Regions from separate parts of the Mus musculus genome. Here region 1 is linked to region 2. A link is a loop called in an ENCODE intact Hi-C map of the cell type or tissue named here. Cell type or tissue: heart. All regions are shown on one strand. Each heading gives the region's core, and the rest is flanking DNA. Links, peaks and the distances in the headings are about the cores only. Region 1 has its middle 26 kb from the start of Abca1. Region 2 overlaps Abca1 (ATP-binding cassette, sub-family A (ABC1), member 1).

Evidence for each region. Hi-C counts contacts between places; a loop is a spot of excess contacts. Peaks named below come from ENCODE experiments on the same cell type or tissue, not always from the same donor. Only the 100,000 strongest peaks of a DNase experiment are listed, where the experiment ranks them.
Region 1: it touches region 2 in a loop (5-fold over the local background); 6 of 42 quality-filtered maps call a loop at or near these places.

What each region holds. Positions count from the first base shown.
Region 1 is chr4:53,182,194-53,190,528 of GRCm38, forward strand. No RefSeq gene overlaps it. Among named protein-coding and RNA genes, the nearest start is that of Abca1, 26 kb to the left of the region's middle. In heart, for the core only: no CTCF peak of the experiment used is centred there; DNase peaks (open chromatin) are centred at 4,658 and 5,118; H3K27ac peaks cover 686 bases.
Region 2 is chr4:53,107,030-53,115,364 of GRCm38, forward strand. It overlaps Abca1 (ATP-binding cassette, sub-family A (ABC1), member 1), which reads right to left. Exons shown (of 50, transcript NM_013454.3): 6 at 2,135-2,256; 7 at 1-153. Among named protein-coding and RNA genes, the nearest start is that of Abca1, 49 kb to the right of the region's middle. In heart, for the core only: a CTCF peak has its summit at 3,512 (motif pointing right); DNase peaks (open chromatin) are centred at 1,352 and 5,062.

The sequences.
Region 1 (8,335 bases), core at 268-8,267, 75 kb after region 2:
CTCTGAGAGTTGGCTTTGAGGTTTCAAAAGTTCATTCCAGGCCCAGGCTCTCTGTACCTGCTGCCTGCAGATCATGACATAAGCTCTCAACTACTTCTCCAACACCAAGCCTGACTGCCTGTCTGCCTGTCTGCCTGTCTGCCTGCCTGCCTGCCTGCCTGCCTGCCTGCCTGTCTGCCAGTCTGCCTGTCTGCCTGTCTGCCTGCCTGTCTGCCTGTCTGCCACACAATCTATATGATGATAGTCATGGACTAATAATACTCTGAAACTATAAGCAAGCCCTCAACAAAATGCTTTCTCCTAAAACTTGCCTTGGTCATGGTGGTTCATCACAGCAATAGAACAGTAATTGAGACAACCGATGTATACATTACATAATTATTTTAGTATTTGTACTGACTAGTTTTATGTAAACTTGATACAAGCTAGAGTCATCAGAAAGAAGAGACCCTCGGTTGAGAAAATGCCTCCATAAGACATTTTCTTAATCAGTAATTGACGGGGGCAATACCAAGCCAATTGTGGGCGGTGCCATCCTTGAGTTGGTGTCCTGAGTTCTGTAAGAAATCAGGCTGAGCAAACCACGAGGAACAAGACAGTAAACAGAACTCTTCCATGGCCTCTGCATCAGCTTCTGCCTCCAGGTTCCTGTCTTGTTTGAGTTCCTGTCTGCATATTTTTCTATGACAAACAGCGCTGTGGACATGTAAACTTAATAAACACTTTCATCCTCAAGTTTCTTTGGTCGTGGTATTTCATGGCAGCAATAGTAACCCTAACTAAGGCAGAGTTACCTCCTGTTTTATTTAAAAATGAGTATGCCAAATTCTGTATTCTAGGTGAAGCCAACAGCAGCCTTGCACAAATTATATTTAGCACATCTCTCAATTCCCTCAAGAGGCCATTTCTAGTGATTGACATATCACCCAGGTGCCCTCTATAATAGTCACATAATGGCCAAATCGTCCAATGAGGCGTGTTTTAAAATGCATCCCCATCAGTAAGTGGCACACAGCTATACACTGATGACCATAATCTCTATATTCAGCTTCCCGGGTTAGTAAGGTTATTTGGTTTTTCCCTAATCAAGTAGATGAGTCCTGGGTCAGTGGGCTTTGCTTCTCCTTCCTTCTTCACACACTCTGCAAACATTTGAAATGTTGTTGTAGAGTTGCACAGTGCCGGACTTCTGAGAAACAAAAAATGATCAGGGCACGTTCTCTTTCTTGGGAAATTTGAAAATGTTAGGCATTTGAAGGAAAGTCTTAGAATGAAGTGGGGAGAGACATCACATGTGACTTTTTTTCTTTATTGATGTTTTAATAAATCTCAAAATGAATTAATTTCATAGTCTCTAATGAAGGCACTGCAGGAACACACTACAACAGTATTCCTTTAATCGAGTCAGGCAAAGCACAGTGCTTATTACACACCATACAGTCTCCTCCACGACACCCACTATCATGACTCAGTGCTAAGCAGTAGCAGGACATCACCTTCAAGCTAATTTTCATAATTGTAACTATAAAGAACAAGTCAGACAGGGAGAGACAGAGCTCCTCTGCTTAGGGCATGAGTAGAAAGGAATTCCAAATGCCTTCTGATTTGATCTGCCCCGTAAGCCACACAGCACTCTCCAAGGAAGCTTTGCAAATGGCCTGGGCTTGCACAAGGTATTATTTGAAAGCCATATACTGAATAGCTTCCAAAATTGGGATAGGAGGGCATGGCAGAGGAGGAAGTTCAAGGAGGGACATAGAAGTTCAGCCTCACAACGCTGGGAAGTGCCATGCAGGATAGCAGAGAACTCGAGTCACTATCAGTCTTATCCAGCTGTGAACTCTGAGCTCTGCAGCAATGACCTGCCTGGCAAGATATGTTCACTTGGTGCAATAGTGGTGCAAATGTCATGGGAATAACCAACGACTTTCTGCTTCAGTTCAAGGTCTTCTCCACAAGATGAAATCTATACCTGGCATGGTAACTGGTCCAAAAACCTGTGGCTAGACAGGTCATGGGCCTTCAGGGAGCCCCTGCTATTGTTATTCTGCTAATAAATAGACATAGTATTAAAAGTAACTCCTAAAGGCTTATAGTTATTTTCATAGATGGATGCATCTCTCAAATCCCATCAGAGAAGCTCTTTTGATGATTAGCACGTAATCCTACAGTTGGTCAAGGTGCAAACTGTGGAATGTTCAGCCATAAACAAGACGTCTGTATCACACCCTTTCTCCCCAAGCTTAGGGGTAATTGTGGAAGAGGGAGAAGGAATATTCTAGGAGTCAAAGGTGGTGGATGATGAGAGCAGTATTTTTCAGACATAATAAGGCATCTGCACATTGGATTCACAGCAGCCGTGTCGCATGCACAAAGTCTGCCCACGCTCAAGCCAGACAGAATCCCAGCATGGAACCTGAATATGGTTCCCACCCTTAACTGAAGAGTTATTGGCAATTGATTGTGATTGGAGAAGAGATGGAGTCTGTTTTCTTTCATAACGTGACCCCTGTTAGGTCAACCGTGATCTAGTGGAAGGTCACACATCCAAGAGCACATACGCAGCACAAATTCAAGTTGGTGAGTTGAAAAAAAAAAAGAAAGAACAGGACATAAAGATAGGTGGGTAGGGAAGGTGGTGGATCTGGGAGGGATTGTGGGAAGGGTAAAAGTGATCAAAACACATTTTATGAAATTCTTAAGGAACTAATAAAATGCAAATAAACAAGCTAATCTCTGTAAAAAGTAATTCCCTCCACTCTAAAAATAGATAATATAGACATCTCACTTCACTGATGTTGGAGTAACTTCACGGCTCAGGTTCTCAGAGGGCTAGCCTGTGCCACAGTGTCTGCTTACCTTCTCTAGACTATGAGCTGCTTTTGAGCATAGTTTAGCTCTGTTCAACATTGTGTCTCCAATTCTGGTCACAAGGACTGTCCAAAGCAGGCAACAAGAGTAAACATGAAAACAGATTTCCTTCTTCCTCAGGGGAAGCTACTCTGATTAGTGGGACAGCTTCTCACTACATTCTTTTCTGGACACTCATACAAATGCACATGTGTGAACGTGTATGCACACAGACACACACACACACACACACACACACACACACACACACCTCACCTCACCTCACCTTTACTCTGGGAAGAGCCATGACTAATATAGAACATTGTACCCTTCATATCTTGAGTCCTCGGGCTCCTTCTGGACACACCTGTTTATACCGCTGGGAAGCTCTTTATTCTATCCTTCCTCCTATTCCCAGAAATTTTCTCCTCTCTTGTGCTCAGTGTGAGCATGAGGCTGTCTTGGTCAGTGTTCTATTGCTGTGAAGAGACACCATGACCATGACAACTCATAGAAAAGAGAACATTTAGTTGAGGCTTACTTACAGATTCAGAGGTTCAGTGTACTGTCATGGCAGAGAGTCTGGTGACAGGCAGGCAAAAATGGGGCCAGAGTGGCTGAGGGTTTTACATCCAAATCTGAAAGCAGCAGGAGAAGTGAGGGAGACACTGACTGGCTTGGGCTTCTGAAAGCCCAAAGCCCACCCCAGTGACACACTTCCTCCAACAAGGCCACACCTCTTAATCCCCTTCAAGTAGTGCCACTCCCTGATAACCAACCATTCAAGGGTATGAGTCTAGCGGGGCTATGTTCAGACCACCACATACCCATAGTTGTCTTTCCCATTCTTCACACCGTAAACTTCTTATGCCTACGCTGACTTGATCTGCTCCAGTTCACTAATGTCTTTCCTAGAGTCAGTTCAAATTCATCCTCGAATAAATAAATACCAAGTTTTAGCCCAGCCTTAGCTACATAAAACCCTATCTACAACAAAATAGCACATGTACAAGCATTTTCCAGGGTTCTGATTATATCATAACTTGAGAGGTAAGGAAATATGGGGATATTATCCCAGAGCCATTATGCCACGTGTTCATCACTGTATTTGATGCCATTTCCCTTGGCACCCTTACTGCTAACACTGGTGATAAGCAGAAAGGCAGAGTCCAAACCACCAGTCACTCAGTGCTTTGATGTAAGTGAGTTATGCACTGGAAGGAAAAAGCCAAATGGGTGATACGGTATGAATATTGCTTGAGACATCCCTACTTCTGTGTGCTGAACACGTAGTCCCCAGTGCAAAAGGTCTGCAAAGGCGGAACTACTAAGAGGTGATTAGGTAATAAGGACTCTGGTCTCATGAATGGATTGATGCTATGGCCCGGTTATCTGGTCCTGATAAAATGATAACTTTGCTCAACTTCCTCCCCCCCTGCACTCACTTGCCCTTCTGCCACCTTAAGACACTGCACCAAGGACCTTGCTGGGTTCTAGAAACACTCTTGTGGTTTCTAGCCTCCAGAGTCATACGAAATATTCTTCATGAATTATTCAATCTGTGGCATTATATGGGAGCAGCAAAAAAAAAAAAAAAAAAAACAAGCTAAGATGATGACATTCCAGAAAGAAAATACGTCAAGACAGAACACAGCCAGACAGCAGCTCTCCCAGCCTGGCATGGGTGAGTAAGGGCCATCTGGAGGAAGATGGAGAGAGCCAGGTGCAGCCTAGATTCCAGCCTACACATCTGTAAGCCCTGCTATTGGGAGGTGAAGGCAGGAGGGTCAGGAAGGAGCTTCAGGTCTTAAAGACAAAAACACAAAGCAAGCTGCAATGCGAGCAGCAAAGCACCATGATTCCCTCACTATGTTCCCAGGACAGCTCTGTCTGCCTCACAGAGGCAGCACCGCAAGTCTGTGGGTCCCTGCACTTTCACAGCCTCAGTTTTTCTCTTGTGTACCTTGTGATTTTGTGTTTCAGGAATTTTAGATTCCTGTCCGCAGGAAGCTGACCTTCTAATGTGAGATCCTTTTAGTTTTGTGATTTATCTGCTGTCTTCAGGAAAATCTTAATTGAACCCCAGGGAACGCTTTTTCCTCTTCGGTTCAGATGATGTTTTTAAAAAATGGCTAGGAAAACACCACAATGGCTCTCTCACAGACAGCAGGCATACCACAGAGTGATATCCTCAGTGCAGACTCGCTTCAAGGCCACACAGGAAGCAGCTGCAATTGCTTTCAGTGTTTCAAGCAATCTGGTATGAGTCCCAGCAAAGGCAACGCCAAAGCCAAAGCCACCTTGCTCAGGAAACAGAAGCACTAGGGAGCTGTGAAGTATCTGACATGGGGAATTTCACTTCCCTAGAATTTTAGGAAATGCAGCTCTGCCTTGTGTTTCCCTTTGCTTGGTTTTGTTTTGAATTCCTTGACTAAAGAGTTCCTGTGTGGCTGTACGATTCCATTTTTATATTGCTGGAAAAACATGGCCAAGCTGGAGAGACAGACAATAGCAGTTTCCAGGGGCTGAGGGCGACAGACAGAGTTGGCTACAAAGGGTCAGGTCGTGCTTTGTTTTGGTTTTTGGTGGAGAAAGCTATTAAGCAACTGGATTTTTGGTGATGTTTACATCATGGAACTTTACACTAGAAAGAGTAATTTCCCTATAGAAGATTTTAAACAGTGAATTATAGTTTATCGTCTGAGGATAGTGTTCTGGTGACCCAACTACCTTTTCTGCCAATTCCATCCTCCTTTCTAGCTGGTAAGCACTAGTTTTGCTTTCATTCCCGATATCAGACATCTTTCAAAAATGACTTTTAGATGTGTAACTGCCTTAAAAGATAGGACATGACAGAATACCAACAACATGTAGGAGCAAATATCATTAGTATTTAAATATCTTGAGATCTTAATAGAACATTCTAAAACTCAGAACTATTAGTCAGCCAAATACTTCCTTTTTTTTTTTTTAGCTTGCCTTGGTATTTTGCCCATATTCAAAAAGCTGTATTTTTAATAGCTATTGCTAATTTCTTAGTGCATTTACTTATTTATATATTTCATGATAAAGTATATTTAACAATTGTATCCTCAGATACATTTAATAAGTGCAATAATCAAGAACTTGAGAAAGCAACAGATGCTTCTACAATGGGATTCTGTGACACAGAGATGTCTATGGTGAGTTGTGCTCCTGCACATACCACCTCCAGCCCTCCGCTCTGCCCCTATAAACGTGCTGTGTGAAGGAATAGATGCTTCCAGTAGAGCATTCTCATCATGTACCTGATGCTTTGGGTACAAAAACTTCAGCTTTGTCTGGGTTAGTTTTTGTCAACGTGAAGCCATTAGAGTCACCTGGGCAGAGGGATCTTCGGTTCAGGAATTGTCTCAGTCAGACTGACATCTTTGAGTGGGCCTCTGAGGCATTTTCTCAATGAATGGTTGATGTGGAAGGGGCGAGTCCTCTTGGGGTATGCCACTCTGGGCAGGTGACCTTGGACTGTATAAGAAAGCAAGCTGAGCAAACCATGGGAAACAAGCTGAGAAGCAGCGTTCCTCTGTGTCCTCTGCCTCAGTTCCTGCCCCGAGGCTCCTGCTTGAAGTTCCTGCTCTGAGATCTCTCAGGGATGGAATGTGACCCAAGAGTTGTAAGATGAAGTAAACACTTCCCTCCCTCTTGGTTTTGGCCAAGAGAGAAACCTGATTAGTACATTCTGCTTTTCATATACTACTTAGCCTCAGCTTTTGTATCTGACTAGGAATTGGGTGTTTTCATACATGCCCCGCCCCCCCCCCAACTCCTATTCTTCTTCATCACTGTTTTCCCCTGGATTCATGGGCAGTTCTTGTGGACTGTCTGATTCTTCTACACTTTATTATGTGTCCTATGTCATTTGGGGTTCATTTGTAGAGCTAAGCTATTGTAGGCGTTCTAAGTTTGATTATGAAAACTGGCAACTATTACTGGATGGTGGCATTTGACTGACTACAACTATTCACTGAAAACTCCCTGAAAGAGTCTTGCATGACATGTCTGAACATTTTTCTTCATTTTGGTGGAACTCAAGTTTCACAGTTTCTGGCAAAGACCGTAGACTTCCACAAGCTGGAGACAAAAAGGATTTGGCCCAGAAAGTGGGTGTGGCTCCTCTGTCTCAATGTGCCTCATTGCCTCCTGAAGGCAGATGCTTTGCTTACTCTGTGGTTGTCTCTAATCCCTCCCTTGATATCCCTTTGGACTCAACGTCTACCCTCTTATTCTGCTCTCCTTTCACGTTGCCAAGGCAACTCTTCACAGGTGTGGCCCAAGGCTAATCTAACCTTGGCAACTCCTTAATTGAGGTCTCCTCTTCCTAGGTGGCTCTTGGTTGTGTCAAGTTGAAAATAAAACCAACGAGGACACCTCCTCACTCCCAGACTACAGTAAGTAGCCTTGGGAATTTGGCCATGAAAACTACTCAGCAAACAAACAAACAAAACCAGAAGAAAACTGCTCAGGAAATATTGAGAGAATGGGTAGATGGATGGAAAGGAAGCTGGAAGAGAAGAAAGAAGAGAATGGGAATAAGGAAGAAAAGAAACAATGGGGTAGTTATTTTTAATAACACATGTGGGGCAGTGGACGGTGGCAGGAAACTTGGTAGAGTGGGTTTGAGACCCCAGCACTCGGGTACTCACCTGAGATGGTAGGTGCCTCCCTGGTCCCTGCCAGAGTCCTGGCCTGGAACATGTGCCACACACCCCACATTGGTCACATAGGCAAAAACAGAGTTCTCCATGCTAATGAGGTACCAAGAGGTCCTGATGGTTGAGCCAATAAGCTTCCCTTTACAGACGTTTCTCCTACAAAAGATATTTAATCTCTGGTCCACTCTGAGGAGTGGCTGTGCATAAACAGTACAGATAAACATGGACTGTCTCTTTCATCGAGAACTGCCGCTGTAGGGAGCACAGAGAAGGCCTTTGCCTACAGAGCCACAGCCTAAATCTCCCATAGAAGGCCTCTCTGCACTTCCAGACAACCGCTGCTAAGCTAAGGACAGTCACAAAGCGAAGCCAGAGTTCCCTATTTCCCTAGCCCTGGGTTCGTTGTTGTCCTTAGCCCATGGTTCCACAAATCTGTTCCCAGCTCTTTGATACCCATTGGTACCTGAATGTCCAGGAGCTTGTCTCAGGCCATGGACCCCCAACCCTTCATTCCAACTCCTCAGTGTGGCACCCAGCAGCAACTGTATGTCTGGGAGTCAGAAAACCCCAGCTTTAGCGCCCATATCTTAGACTGCATTTTCCCACCCCTTGAAGGGTGCATAGTGTTTCCCTAAAGCCTAGCACCCGATGGGGTGGCAGTGACTTAGGGTAAACATAGTCAAGCACTGCCCGAGATTTGCCTCCCCAGAAGCTGTGCCCAGACCCCAGCAGCAGGGCAGAATGCAGACCCACAAACACATGGGCAAAGAATGTATAAACCAGAAATGCCATGT
Region 2 (8,335 bases), core at 65-8,064:
GTTGTAGCGCAGTACTCTCTCGGCTGCATCGAGCTTCTTCCTCGGTAGACCACAGAGGGCAGAAACTTCCGCATCACCAAGCTGAATAATTTCTTCTAATTTTGATCCGTTACACAGACTGGCCAAATGTAATTGGTAGCCTTGCAAAAATACCTGGAAGGGTTGGATGTAAACAGAGCTGTGAAAAAATTATCAGGATGGAAGGCTGGCTCCCAGACACTTTGGGGGGAGTGTAACCTCAGTACATCTTGGAAGAGCTGAAGCAAAGCACTACTGCAGTCACCCATGGAGGAAAGAACCTTGGGATGAATCGGACACAGTCAGCCATGTTCCAACACTGCATGCTGACTCAATGCATCCCACTCTCTTGTCCCAATAGCACCGGGAAATCCTTAAGGCAAGTCTTTTTCTCAACGCGACTGGAACACATGACTCAGCTAATGGAAACCCAGAGTCTAAACCCCTGGAACTATGAGAGGAAGGTTATGCTAACTCTTCCAGAAATGTATTGATATTGGACGCTGAAATTAGGCTGCCTCATGGAAACAATTATACCGTGAATCTGTAGGTTTAGATACTTGACAAATGCATAAAGCTATGTTTAAGGAACATCACAATTGTGAGTGTTTTGTTTTACTTGCCCCCAAGAAGAATACGGAAAAGTGGGCCTCTATCAACTCAACTGTAAAGTACTTCTACGTCATCCTCACCTGTTCTTCATAGCAAACCCCAGGAAACTCTCTTTGGCCATACGCTCCTACCTAGCTACCCTTCCTAGGTTTAAATAAGTAGTGCTTTTTCATACCTGAGTCTCACTGTCCAGCAGAGAGAGACCTCTGCAATAATATGGGGCTGCCTTGGTTTACAAGGCTCGTACCTGTGTCTATAACCCTAGAACAGTATTTGTTGAATGGATGGCTTATTACAATATTACCAACCCCTCTATCAGCTTAACTGAACGCAGTCCATTCTGGTCACAGAAACCTGTAGAGCATCGCAAGGGGCGAAACCAAAGCCTCTCAACTCCCATGCAGTTTCGCAAACAGTGAAGGGAATCTGCGCCACCATGTCGTCCACTCGCCTGTCACTGACTGCCAGATACTCAAGTACACTCCAAGCTTGCTCCTGCCATAAGTCCTTGTCACCATGCTGTGGTGAAGAACCCCTAAGACACTGAAACTCAAATTACCATGCAAAGACCTTCCCTGGATGCCTCTTAGTTTAAACTGATGGCATGCAACAGATATGAAATTGGCAGGGGGCAATGGAAATTATGCTAAATGAAATGATTTCGAAAGTCTGCTGCCTCTGGCCCACCTCCCAGCCACACAATTGGTAAACACAAGACATATTTTCCCAGTTTCATAAGAGCATGCAGTAAGCACATTTTCTTTTTTCTAACTTGGAAAATTTTCAGCCATGTGAAGCAAAGCCCTCTTCAATCATCAGCCCCGCCCATGACTTCTGCTTACTGTAAAGTCAAGCCAGTATAGAGCCGAAAGGCTGTACATGGGGTCAATTCTCCTTTCTGCCAGAGAATAAAGTGAAGAAAAAGCTTTCGGGGGAACAACATATAGCCATGCACTCTGCCCAGGAGTGGTACAAAAATAAATGATGGCGAAGAAGTTCTCTAGGACCCTAAGATGCAAAGCCTATGTAAACACTAATATTACATACACTTAAAAGTTGATCAGAAGTCTCTTTATGCAGCTTCCCTGTCTTTAAAAAGCAGTAAGTGCTTCATTTAATCTTTTGTGATAGATTCCAGTTTAAGAATCTACGTCTCTGGCTCTTATTTCAGAACAACATTTAAAAAAAAAAAAAGCTTCTTAATTCACCTTAACAGAAAATATAACCCCTTTAGGGGGGAGTCATTACAATGCCAAAGGACAGACACAGAAATCAACTTCCTTTCAGCATACTGGCCCTGATGCTGGGTGACACACCCCACTCACTGTAGGGTTCGTCTGTGACAACCAGAGTCACGAGTCAAATGAGATGAAACTAAACTTCTGAAGCCTGACCATTTCCTTCACAGCTTTTTCAAAGGCCAGGGTTTTTCTTTCTTTCTTTCCAGGGCCCCCAACAGGGTAATAGTGAGGCCCCACTGATTTAGCTGAAGGTAGTAGCTTACCTTCTGGAGACCAACATTCGCCTGCAGCAGGCTGTCCACAGTAGATCTTGGAAGGGACAAATTGTGCTGCAGGAATCCAGAGAATGTTTCATTGTCCACCAGAAAATCCTGGAGCTTCAAATCTATTGGAAAATTGTGTTTGTTTACAGTTAATAACTCAAAAAAAAAAAAAAAGACTCAACCGCTATGGGGAAGGTGGAGAATAGAATATTGATTGCTTCATTTTAAACGGATGGGTGACCACAGGCTTCTGGCTTACATACACCGAGAAGTGAGTTTCAGGAGCTCCGTCTCGCTGGCAGAGACATGAAAAGATTGCTTTCTGATGACATGTTGAGCCACACTCAGTGTGGGCTCCCACAGTCCAACAGCACAGTGGTGTTGTTACACACATGGTCTTTCCTTGTTGCCAATTGAAAAACCAACCCTTTTAAATGATCTCATCCATCCTACCTGAGGTTTGTGACATGAGCCCTGCTGCTCCTGACTCCTCAGTGCCGCCTCACGTAGCTAGCACTGAAAATACTGAGTGCCTTATTTCCACAAGCCACAGGGGCTAATCTCCCAGATCAGCAGGCAATGGCTCGCTAACATTTCTGTGAACCAGAATCGCTTGATGGGTTGCCTCAGCTAGCCGGCTGGACAGCAGTCTCAGAGCATCTGCTTCTGCCAGCTCTGGCTGCAGCAGCTGCATGTCTAACAAGCTCCCAGGTGGTGCTGATGTTGCCTGCCTGGGACCACACTTCCAAGAATCACAGGGGAGTCCTGTGAGCATATCGAGGTGTTTAAATAGACATGGTCTCTTCTTGGTTTCAGAACAAAACCTGGGATTTCAGAACTATAAAGTCCAGTTCCTCCAAACACTGAGAAAAATATGTAAACGTATGTTTGAAATCCCACCCTTTGCTTTACTAAATGCAGTGACTGCTAAAGGCTTTCATTCCGACTCCCATTAAACAATAAGCTCTCCAAGTACCAACTCCCATTAAACAATAAGCTCTCCGAGTACATCGAAAAAAGGCTTCACTCCAGTGGCATGAAATAGAAAAGAGCACTGGCCAAGAATTCAGAACGTCAGTCTCTGGCTGGAGGCTAGGTATGATAGTACCACTTGAATTTCATTTCTTTAGCACCTTTCTGAGCCTTGGGCCCCATCATCTGTAAAGCAAGAGGATTCTGAGCAGATGCTGAGTGGTGCCTGCCTGAAACACCAACCATTTTCCTGCCTTATTTTATTGACTATTTCATCTTTCTTCTTCCTTACCCCTTTAAACTTCTAATAACCCGAATTCTTTTTTGAAATTAAAACAAACCAACACCACCACCCCCCCAAAACAAAAACAAAACCAAGCTCATCTGGGACCAAGTGGCTGACCACTAGAGGGCAAACTTTACAAACTCAAATCAATTACCCGAAGAGGGGTTCCATCTGAAAACAAGACTGCAGTGTGCACTGATGAAACCGTTTCTCTTGGGATCTAAAAGGGTCTCCCTTCGTAGAGACAAACAGTCCAAGCAGATTCTTAATAGATACAAATGACCCAGGCATCTTCAGCATGGAGCAAACTTCAGTAATTTTGAACGGAGCTGATAAAACAGTGATTCTCCTCAACTCATCTATAGTTTTATCCTAGGGTTCCTCATACTATGCCACAGCTGATCTGAGGCCTGTCAATGTCCCTCCTTGAAATCAGCACTCAGCCATCTGTCATCTGCCTGGTGTTTCCATCGTACAAGACCCCACACTGCTACCACTGAACTCAATTCTTTGAGTTGCCATACCCACAGAACACCTAAGATTCACTTAAGAGGCACACAAAAACTAGTTTCTGGGTGTCTATTCCTTCAGATTACAACCAGGGGTTCTAAGGTAGACCACCCACAAATCTCCATTTTAATAAGCAGCCTCCACATTTCCAATACAGCGGGTCTGGAAGCCATATATTATGAAATGTTATTTTACTTAAGTATAGCCTGCATTCAACTCTAACTTATAAAAATGCAGAATAGGTCTTTTATCTTAGTGTTCCAAATACCTGGAACAAAGCCTGGTACAAAATTACTGCTCCAGCAATGACACCTGACTGAATGCTAGATGAGGTGACCAGAAAGACTTCAGAAGGATCTTTGAGATTAGTGGGTCCAGGAAGAGACCAAGGAGGGCAAGAGCATCAAATCTCTAGGCTATAGCCCAGGAGGAAATAAGAACCCTGACCACAAGTGTCTTTTCAAAGACAACAACATCTAGAACATCCCAGCATCCCCATGGTGGGGGGTAAGGAGAAGGAAGGAAGACAGGCAGAGAGGCTTCAGCCAAAGCTTGAGGTGAAAAGGCAGGCATGCTTATAAATTAGTTATGTATGTGTGTATGTATACACACACACACAAACACACAATACTTAAGTTTGTGTATGTACATAAATCTCAAAAGAAGAGGTGGAGAATAGATCATTCAATAGAGCACTTTTTTCAATATGAGCAATGCTCTACACACACACACACACACACACACACACACCTCATACTGGGAAACCAAATTCTGGGCTCTGTATCCATGTATTTCTAAGTTTATTTGACCTACTTAAACTTCCATGGCCTTACCTATAAAAATGAGGATCAAAAGAGAGCTCTGTGAACCTTGATAGAACAGAATAAATCTATGACCTAACACTCAGATCAGCCAGTTGAACACAAATTCCTCCTGAGCAAAGCCACAGCAGTACACAGCATCCTACGTAGGAACTTCAGAACAGCTCCTTCCTTCAGGGCAGCAGAAGTGTGGGAGGTTTGACCCAGACTGCACTCTGAAAGGACCTAGGTCACCCAGCAACACTCTGGAGACCAGCAAATGTACTTAGCATGTTTATATGATGCTTCCGTTATGTCAACAGACGCTGCAGATAAACAGCTGGATGTGATCAAACACCAACTGCCTATCCTCTGGATGAGACACAGAAACCAAAGAAGCTGGTTAAACAGCCAACAGCCCTTGGCAGTGCATGAACATAATGTGGCAGATGCTGGGTGGGGATGATGCAGGAAGGCCATAGAGCCTTGGCTACAAACAACTTGCAGTCTGGTCACGTGGATATGCACACATTATCTGCTGCTGTCCTATCACCGCTGACAGCTGCAGTACATACACACACAGGAAGACAAAGGTGTGTGGTATGATGGCTCTTAACCTTGGAGGCTGCTAGGCCCACTTGGGAATTTTAAAAAATCCCAAAGCCCAGGCCACACCCCCCAGCACAATGAACCAGAACTGTGAAGGACAAGAATTGGGTCTTGAGAATTAAAAAAAGAAAAAAAAATCTAACCAAGTTTGATGTGGTGGTGCATATCTGTAATGTCAGTAGTCAGGAGGCAGAGGCAGTAAACTGCAAATTAGAGGCCAGCCTGGGCTACGGAGTAAGTTCCACACCCGTGCTTACACAGGAAGTCCAAGCCTCAAAACAAAACTATGCAGGCAAAAAGAAGTTTAGGACCATAAAGCCCAAAATGTAATGCTGTTTCTTGCTATAAATTAGCTGTGTGGCCATAAGATGCCACTATACCTTAAAGTCCTGGGGATAAGAGACGTATTCATACACTTGAGCAATTAGCAACTGGCTAGGGACAAATGTTTATTAAATGGTAATATATTAATTGTCACTAAAATGGCAGTCTTACTGCACTATAGAGCAATGTGCAGGAAAAAATAAGAACACAGATCTTCCCTCTAGGGATTTTCTTGGTTATCACAGATTTGAGGTATAGGAGAGGAAAGGGGGGAAAGAAAAAAGAAGTGATATGAAGACAGACCACAATGGCTTTGTCCTTGCTGGTTTCTGTCTTCTGTATGCAGCTAGCTGTGTAGGAGAGTGCAAAGAATGAACCAAGCCAGATGACTGATACAGCTAGTAATCTTGGGTGAAGCCACTGGATGGATGGATGGATGGATGGATGGATGGATGGATGGATGGATAGATGGATGGATAGCTGGCTGGCTGGACAGATGGCTGGGTAGGTGGATGGATGGATGGATGGATGGCTAGATGGATGAATGATGGATGGATGGATGGATGGGTAGATGGATGGATGGGTGGATGGATGGATGGATGGGTAGATAGATGGGTGGGTGGGTGGATGGATGGATGGATGGATGCACAGATGGATGATGGATAGATGAATACAAATGCATGAATGTAAAATGAGCTGATATGACCTGAGAAATGACCAATTTTGAAGAGGTAAATTCATCTGGCAGTAGGAAGGGGACAGACCAATCAGGACACGAATGTGAAGCAGACTGGGTCAAGATGGCTACGGTATCCCTAAGCCGCCTACTTGGTTTCATGCCCCAAGTGACAAGCCGCATCAGGTAAACAACAGCTGGAAGCACAGCAGGAATAAAGCAGAGGGAAGCTGAGTTAATGAGATGATGACACAGAGCTTGATGCAGTGGTCCACACTTGTAACCCCAGCTATTCGGGAGGCTGAAACAGGAGGATCACAAAGTCAAGGTCTCCTTGGTCCACAATATGAGTTCCAGGCAACGTAGTGAGAGAAAGGCTGTGGGTATGTCTCAGTGGTTTGTGAACTTACCCAGCAGGCATGAAGTTCTGAGTTCCATTCCCAGTACCAGAAAGAAAAAGTAAATAAGTAAGAAAACAAACCCAAAGGAAATGACAAGAGCATCCACCTTTCTGGACCTACTGTGAGCCTTACATGAGAAAGGTACATGCCAGCCATGGGAATTCCCGTGCCGAGTTACATGCTCCATACAGATCTTCTAATCTGATCATGTCCAAGGACAGCTTCTCTCATCAGCTGAGCTGCTGTGTTCAAAATAGATAGTAAGAGAGAGGTGACTTTGACAAGAACACTGAGATGCCAAACTCGTGGCCCCATAAGATGTGTCTGAGTGTGCACATGTGTGGGCACATATATTTATGAATGTATTATAGATTTGTCTGAGTGAGATAAAACTATTTTGCTTTTATTTTTCTACCTGCTACAAGGTAAAGGAAAGGTCAAAGCTCACTCAAGTGCCTATTCAGAACTTCATGAAAAAAATTAATAAAAGCCAGGCCTAGTAGCACAGGCCTGTTATATCCCAGCTATCTGGGGCTCTGAGGCAGGAGGATTACAGTACAAAGCCAGCTTCAGCAACTCAACAACTCATCTCACCAAAATATGTGGGTGGGGAGACAGGTAGGGATATAGGTCAAGGGTAGAGTGTTTTTCTAACATGTAGAAGCCCCAGGTTCAATCCCCAGTACTGCAAAAAAGAAAGAGAGAGAGGAGAAAGGAATATGGAGACACAGGGAAAAATAAAAATAAATAAACCTAAAATTTTATAGAGCATCAATGAAAGGATCATATCTTCTGGAAACTGTGAGACTAGACACAAGTAGATGACCAGTAACAGACAAGTTATTCTAGGTAAGACAAAGAACGCTTCGTGGGAAAGACAGTCACTCAGTTAACCCTAACCAAATGAATTGACGGGGACCTGGTTTTTATTATCTGTGGAATGTGTGGTTGGGGAAAAAGTTCTCTGAAAAACTCTTTTCCATGTTTCTGAGAGGAACACAGATCCAATTGATCCAGCACCAGAGACTCTTATCAGAGAGGCTGAACTCAAACACTTCCTGCCTGTGTGACCATGAACCTCACTTGGCCCCTTTCTTTGTTCTCTCTTAACCTCAGTTTCTTAGACATCAAATGGAGTTGGGGCCAACAAGAAGGTTTAGCAAGAACAGTACCTGCCACCAAGCCTGGCACCCCAATCTCAGTCCATGAGACACACGTGGGATGACTTCCACAAGCTGTCCTGTCCCTTCACACCCAGCCCACCTCACACACATACAAAATAAAGTGTAATAATGTTTTTAAAAGAATATGGAAATAGTAACATTCATAAGTTGATGTAGAATGCAATGATTAAGAGTATGAACAAGAGACTGGAGCTAGGAAGATGGCTCACTCAATAAAACACCTACTGGGCAAGCGCAAGGAACTGAGTATTCACCCCCAACATCAAGGTCAAAAGTCATGAACCATCCATGCCCTCAGTGCTGGGGAGATGGACAAAGGCTCAAGGCTTGCTGGCCAGTTGGTGTATCCAAATCAGTGAGCTCCTTGTTCAGTGAGAGATCCTAAATTCAATACTGATGTCTGCCCTCTAAAACGAGTACACACAATACACACACACAG